Regions from separate parts of the Homo sapiens genome. Here region 2 is linked to region 1. The links are chromatin contacts, found by Hi-C or POLR2A ChIA-PET in ENCODE. All regions are on one chromosome and are shown on one strand. Each heading gives the region's core, a stretch centred on a gene start or an enhancer-like site at or near the end of the contact. The rest is flanking DNA. Distances are from core to core; before and after follow the strand shown. Region 1 has its middle 41 kb from the start of BCAR3. Region 2 holds the start of BCAR3 (BCAR3 adaptor protein, NSP family member).

Region 1 (3,081 bases), core at 115-2,614:
TCATGGTGTCTGCCTGCCCTGCCATTAGCAGGGCAGGAGGTGGCTGGAGTGGAGCAGGGTTGGGAGTGCATCAGGGTGTCGGGCAGCAGGGCTAGCCTGAGCCAGCTCCGCAGGTGCTTCTGGCTGAGGCGAGGCTGACCCTGGGAGCACCGCTGGAATAGTGGCCACTGGTAGCGGCTAGATTGGCAGCTCTGGGCACTTTAGAAGTTCAGGGATGCCTCAGACTGGAAGGGTGGCATCTAGGTGGGGCAGGAAGGAAGGGTAGGAAAGGTTCCTCTGAAGTCAGCATGGCAGGGATTAGTAGTAGCTGGGAGGGGACAGTTACTCAGTTCCTGCCATGCCCTGCAGACTGGAGCCCAGGGCCCAGTGGCTCAGAATCCTTGGGAACAGAATCCTCAAGAACAACATCTTGAGCCTGGAGGAATACAGCAGTGGTTTGCCCAGGTTGTCCCCTCTGCCCAGAGAGTTCACCTCTACTTTGTCAACCCAGAAGAATCCTGGCATCCCTTAGGATCTAACTCAAATGTCCCCTCCCCTGGGAAGCCCTCCCTGACTGCATGCAGGAAGCATTCCTCTCTAAGCACACATGACTTTGTATTGTTATTCTCCTGGGAATGCGACGGAACTTTTCCTAGAGATACAGGCCCCAGTGGCCAGGAGACCTCTAGAACAGACTGGAACCCTTGGTAAATGTTTGCTGACCTAAGTATGGTGGAGAATGCTTGAGGCACATCTTCTATCTGTGCTCCAAGAAGGAGAACGACCCCTCACCAAGCCCATTCTCGTGGCCTCCACTTAGGAACTGATGCCTCTCACCGATTCCAATGGGAGCTGTTCTTTCTGAGCCTTTAAGTTCTGCCACTGCTCACCTCCTGAGAGGCCATGTGACAAAGTAGGGGAGGTGGCCTCTGGAGCAAGGGTTCCTCAGGTCCGAATTCTGTTTCCACCACCTACTAGCCATATGGCTCTGGCCAGGTTAGGAGATTGCCAGAGTGCCTACTGGCTATGAGGACTAAAGGAGTTACCATATGCAGGAGCACTTAGATCAGTGGCTGGTGCATCACAAGTGCTCAGTAATGACAACTATTATTATTATTATTGTCTCCCCAAATCACAGAAGCAGACCTCCACACTGTCTCAGGGACTGTCCTGAGTGCATAGGGAGACAATGGGTGTGTGGGGACTGGCCATCCTGCAGCTCTCCACAGTCTCGGCCAGGTCCCATGGGGGAGGGGCGGCCATGGCCGGTGGCTAAGGACAGGCCTATGGAAGGGAGGGCCTGGGGGTGACCTGGCTCCCGGTACCGGATCCCATGCACTCATAAGCCTCTCCAGAACTCCCGAGTGAGGGCCTCCTAGAGCTCAGGCCTGCCTTTCTGTTTTTGGCTTCTTGGCCTTTACTGCGTCCTTGGGGACAGGCTACTATTTTAGGTAGCAGTCAAAATAAAACTGAGATTAACCCAGAATTCTTGGCAGTCAAACAATACCATAATTATGTGCTTTTTAACTTCAGAAATCAGATAGCCACAGCTGACCCGCCACGGTCCATGGGGTGCCCTGGGGATACTAAGGCCTCCATCCTGCGCTGGGTCACCTCTGCACACTCTAAGCCGCAGGCAGCCACTAGAGGACTGTGGGGCTCTGAGGGACGCTATTTCTCCTCCTGGGAGCCATTGTCTGAACAACAATACAACTTGCTTTCACACGAGACGTTGCCAGGTTGGAAGGGTGACTTATTACTTTCTATATCATAAATCCTCTTGCCTAAGTCCCAGTCCCAGGGACTGGTGGGCTGTGAGGGAACAGAGGAGGCTTGTGTTCCGGGCTGGGCTCTCAGGGCAGGAAATCACCCGGAGGAATATGTTTGTGCTTTGATTGCTGACAAGGGCCGCAGACCCTCTAGTCAGGCGAACAGGCCCCTTCCTCTTTGCAGGAGCCAAGGGGGAGGGGAGGGAATTAGTCACACACAAGAGCGACAGGATTAGGCCCCTGAGAGTAAAATCCTTCACTCTAACCCAGAAAGAGGAAAAAAGAATGGGAGATTCAAATAGATGGGGGTTGAGATGATGTCAGTAAAGGTCACCGCCTGAAGAACAAAGAAGCAGCCGTGATTAGAGGCTTGGGCAGACCTCTAAGCTCTCAGGCAAGACCTCAAAATGCCTGGAAGAAAGAAAGGAACCAATAGACCCCAGCTCCAGAGGCAGTCCCAGAGGTGTAGCTGGAAAAAAACAATTTTCCCTGAAACACTGACTTGGCCCCAGGAATAAGGTCCTTCTGGAAACCTGATGCTCCTAGCAGGGGTACACATCTTAGCAAGGAAAGTGGTTTGCAGGGAGATTTGAAATAGAAACACACACTCCAGTGTCCTCTGGCCGAGCTGCCCTGTTGGCATGGAGGCAAACAGATACCCTGCATGGTGACAGGCTTGCATTCCTTTAGGGAAAGGCCATCTGGGCGTGGACACCCAGCATTCAAAGGAGCGATGTGCTGGAATGGTCTGGCTGCTCCCTCCACACCACGATGGAAGCTGCTTTTGCTGATGACTGTAGCTGCGCACTGTGCCCCTCTCAACCTTCAGCATCCTCCATTGACTCCTCGCTCCAGGGTCCTCAGGCCCAGTCTTTTCCACCAGCTCCCTGGGAGAGTCTCCTGGGAAGAGCACATTTCTTTAAGGATGGATTCTGACTTTCCACTTGGTTTTAGTTTGTTTGATTTCCACCCCCTCAATGCCTTTATTAAATGTCTTTCTCTGCCACAGGAGCCTCAGGAACAACAAGACTTGGGAGGTTGTTCTTGAGGACTGAATGATCCTGAGACATGAACCTTGTCTCAGAGACAGGACCTTGAATTTGATCTAGGAGGCAGGCAAAGGAAAAAGAGGCTGTGATAACCACTGAAGGAGGCCAGGAGTTTTATACAGCTGGGACTGGAATGCAGGGCCTCTCGGCAGTTCTCTTGGTAAAGGCGGATGGGTTTTCATGCTAGAAGGGCTACCCTGCTCTTATTTTCCCATCCTGTGTGGTCTCTAATTACAAGGAGATGTCGAATTCCATTATGAAAGAGAAGCCACTTGGCCACCTCC
Region 2 (3,056 bases), core at 72-2,571, 40 kb before region 1:
GATCTCAACTCAGTCCCAGGCAACACAAGGGAGGCTATCAGCTCCCAAAATGACCTTCCCTCGGCCAGCGTACTTTCCTTGGGGAGGTCTGTGTAGCCTTGGGAGATAAAGTCAAGGTTTAAAACAATCTGAATGCACGGCTCTACTTTCCATCTCAGCTAACAGCTTTAAGCGAAAACAGATATGAGGTTAGGAAAATGGTTTTTCTCCTTTGCACCTTGCTTCAAGCGAGTTAACCCCAACCATGACCCGACCCGCCGCCCCACGGAACACGCCGCCTTGCCAGATGCTTCGGAGTCCGCTCAACCTCCTCCTCGACGAGTGTCTACACCTGATTACACCGTTTTAAAGCGGCGGCGCCCTCAGCGGCCTAAGTGGGTAAGGACAGTTGGGCTGTACGATCTATCGGAACCTCCTTCCCACCGTCCCTCCCTTCCTTTGCCTTCCCTCGCCTCTCCCCACCGCGACGCAGAGGGAGCAACACAACCAACTATTCATTCTTTCTCAACAAAGGGAGAGAGGGAGGGAGATGTTGTCAACAGTTACAGGGCAGGCTCCTTCGCTTTCTTTGCAAACTTCCCAAGAGATTACCGGAGAAACTCGCCTCCTCGGAGCCTTGGGCTTCCACCAGAGCGCTCTGGGCCCTCGCATCTGCCCGACCCCGGCCGGCTTCTGCGAAGAGGGGACGGGCGGGACAGGGCGGGGTGGCCGGCAGAGCAGCTCCGACGGGCAGGGGGTCGGGCGAGGCCAGCGCCCGGGAAGATGCCGCTCGAGTGCCACCGAGCAAGATGCCTGGCCGCCAATCGCTGAGCGCTCCCCGCCGTGGGCCACGTCTCGGGGAGTCCCAGCGCGCTCGGAGGGCCTGGAGAGCGCAAGCCCCAGCCCCACTTCAGTCACCCCCGCCCCCAACGCCAAATCCGCTGGCGGGGGTGGGTAGGGACCAACAAACGCCGGCTCTACTTTCCCCAGAGCCTAACTTTGTCCAACAAACTTCCTAGCGTGTCCTCACCGGGGTGGGGGAGGCCCAGGCGCCCCGGGAGGAACAGCACCCCGAGGACGCTGGGCGCGCGGCGGAGACTCACCTCCCGGCGCGGCGCTGGGCGCTCGGGCTCTCAGGATCTCTGGACCTCCGGCTGGGGCTCAAAGGCGCCGCGCGGCCGGCCTCGCACCGCCCGCGCCGCGGCTGCTCCCGGAGCTGGGGACGCTCATGGTCCGCGGGGCGTGCCCGCCGAGAATCCCGCGCGCGTCTAGCCGGTGCGCCCCGCAGCTCCGGCTCCGGTCCCGGCCCCGTCCCCCGCCCGGCCAGCAGCAGGCGCAGCTCTGAGCCGGCGGCGCGCACTCCGGCCCTCAACTGGTGATTTGCGGCTCCGCGGCCCCACCCCGGCGAGCCGATTCGCGCTGCCTTGCGGAACCCCCCGAGACATTTACATTCGGTGACCTAGCCAGGCCCTCCTCTGCCCGGATTTTAGAGTTTGGCTCTCTTCGTATCTCCCCAAGGAGCCAGTCCTCAAGTATAGCTCGATCACTTCCTTTCTGAAGCTCTCTCCAGAGACAGCCTCGTCGAATCCACTCCTTCCCCTTCCCCGCGTTATTTAATTACCCAACAGATCTGCTTTGCTCGTCTGCAGACACCTGGCTGGCTTTCAATGTGAAGGGCTTTGATGAGACAAAGCCCCAGGTAACCACAAATGAACCATCCACGGGAACAGGCAAATCAATTGCACTCGTATGGACGTATTGAAAGCAAAGTGCGAGTTGGCGGTGGCACTTCAGCACTAGATGATTTGGTGGGGTGAAAAATTGGAGCCCACTGGAAAAGACTTAACACTATCTTATATCAAGATCCATTATAAAGTCATAGAAATAGTAGAAGGATAGACAAACTGACCAATGGAATAAAGTCCAAAAACAGATTTACAATATGTGGTCACTTGATTTATGTCAGGTGCTGCTGTGCTGTATTGGGGGTCAGATTAGCTCTCTCTTTCCAGTAAATGATGCTGGATCAACTGAATCCCCCCATCCCCAGTCAATTCCAGATGGAATTTTTCTTTTCGAGACAGAGTTTCGGTCTTGTTGCCCAAGCTGTTGTGCAACGGCATGATCTTGGCTCACTGCAACCTCCGCCTCCCGGGTTCAAGCAATTATCTTGCCTCAGCTTCCCAAGTAGCTGGGATTACAGGCGCACGCCACTATGCCCGGCTAATTTTTGTATTTTTAGTAGAGACGGGTTCACCATTTTGGTCAGGCTGGTCTCGAACTCCTGACCTCAGGTGATCCACCCACCTCGGCCTCCCAAAGTGCTGGGATTACAGGTGTGAGCCACCGCGCCCGGCCTCCAGATGGATTTTAAAGGTAAAAAGTAAACCAATAACACGATCCAAAGAAAATGTCCAAAAAAATCTTCATTACCTTGGGGTAGACAAAGACGATGTCTTAAACACATGTAGTACTAATATAAAGAAAAAAAACTCATCATTGGACAAGATTAAAATTAAGAGCTTCTGTTCATGAAAAGACACCACGAGTGAAAAGGCAAACCGCAGAGTGAGAAAACATAATTGCAACACATACATCCAAAAAAGGTTTGTTTACAGATATATAAAGAACACCTACGGATCAGCCAGAATAAGGCAGAAAATCCAATTAAAAACAGGCAGAATATTTCAACTGTCCTCAAGAGAGGACAAACAGGCATTTCTCAAAAAAGCCAATAAACATATGGAAAATATCTCAATTTATTAACCATCCCAAAAATGCAAATTGATATTTCAATGTGATCTAACTTCATACCACCCAGAATGACTAAAATTAAAGGGCCTGACCATACTGCTCGTCAAAATGAACTTTTTACAACCACTTTAAAAACCTGCTTGGCATTATCTAGAAAAGCTAAATTAACATGTATCCTATGACCCAGCAATTCCACCCCTAAGTGTGCACCCAACAGAGATGTATACACATATTCACCAAAAGATGTTGAAAAATGTTTATAATGTATCTCTTTATGACGGCCAAAAAGAAAACAACCCAAATGTCCATCAGCAGAAGAGAGA

What was found. A loop is a pair of places that touch in the nucleus more often than their neighbours do. ChIA-PET counts read pairs that join two places held with the same protein, here RNA polymerase II (POLR2A). Pooled maps may share reads with other maps.
Region 2: a map of heart left ventricle shows a loop between it and region 1 (6-fold over the local background). The contact joins the promoter of BCAR3 here to the enhancer-like site in region 1. A Hi-C loop is called at or near these places in 23 of 168 maps with a recorded cell type or tissue (B cell, CD14-positive monocyte, HCT116 and 14 more), 30 of 37 single-sample maps with no recorded cell type and 26 of 50 pooled maps. POLR2A ChIA-PET finds 5 or more read pairs at or near these places in 17 of 52 experiments (AG04449, AG04450, B cell and 13 more).

What each region holds. Positions count from the first base shown.
Region 1 is chr1:93,720,892-93,723,972 of GRCh38, forward strand. It overlaps a transcript of BCAR3 not described here. Among named protein-coding and RNA genes, the nearest start is that of BCAR3, 41 kb to the left of the region's middle. Within about 2 kb of position 1,365, at least 8 of the 41 ENCODE cell types and tissues checked have a DNase peak (open chromatin) inside an H3K27ac peak, as active enhancers do; they include PC-3, PC-9, ascending aorta and 3 more, where a contact is called at or near this core.
Region 2 is chr1:93,680,516-93,683,571 of GRCh38, forward strand. It overlaps BCAR3 (BCAR3 adaptor protein, NSP family member), which reads right to left and starts at 1,322. Exons shown (of 12, transcript NM_003567.4): 1 at 1,083-1,322. RefSeq lists a silencer at 1,065-1,344.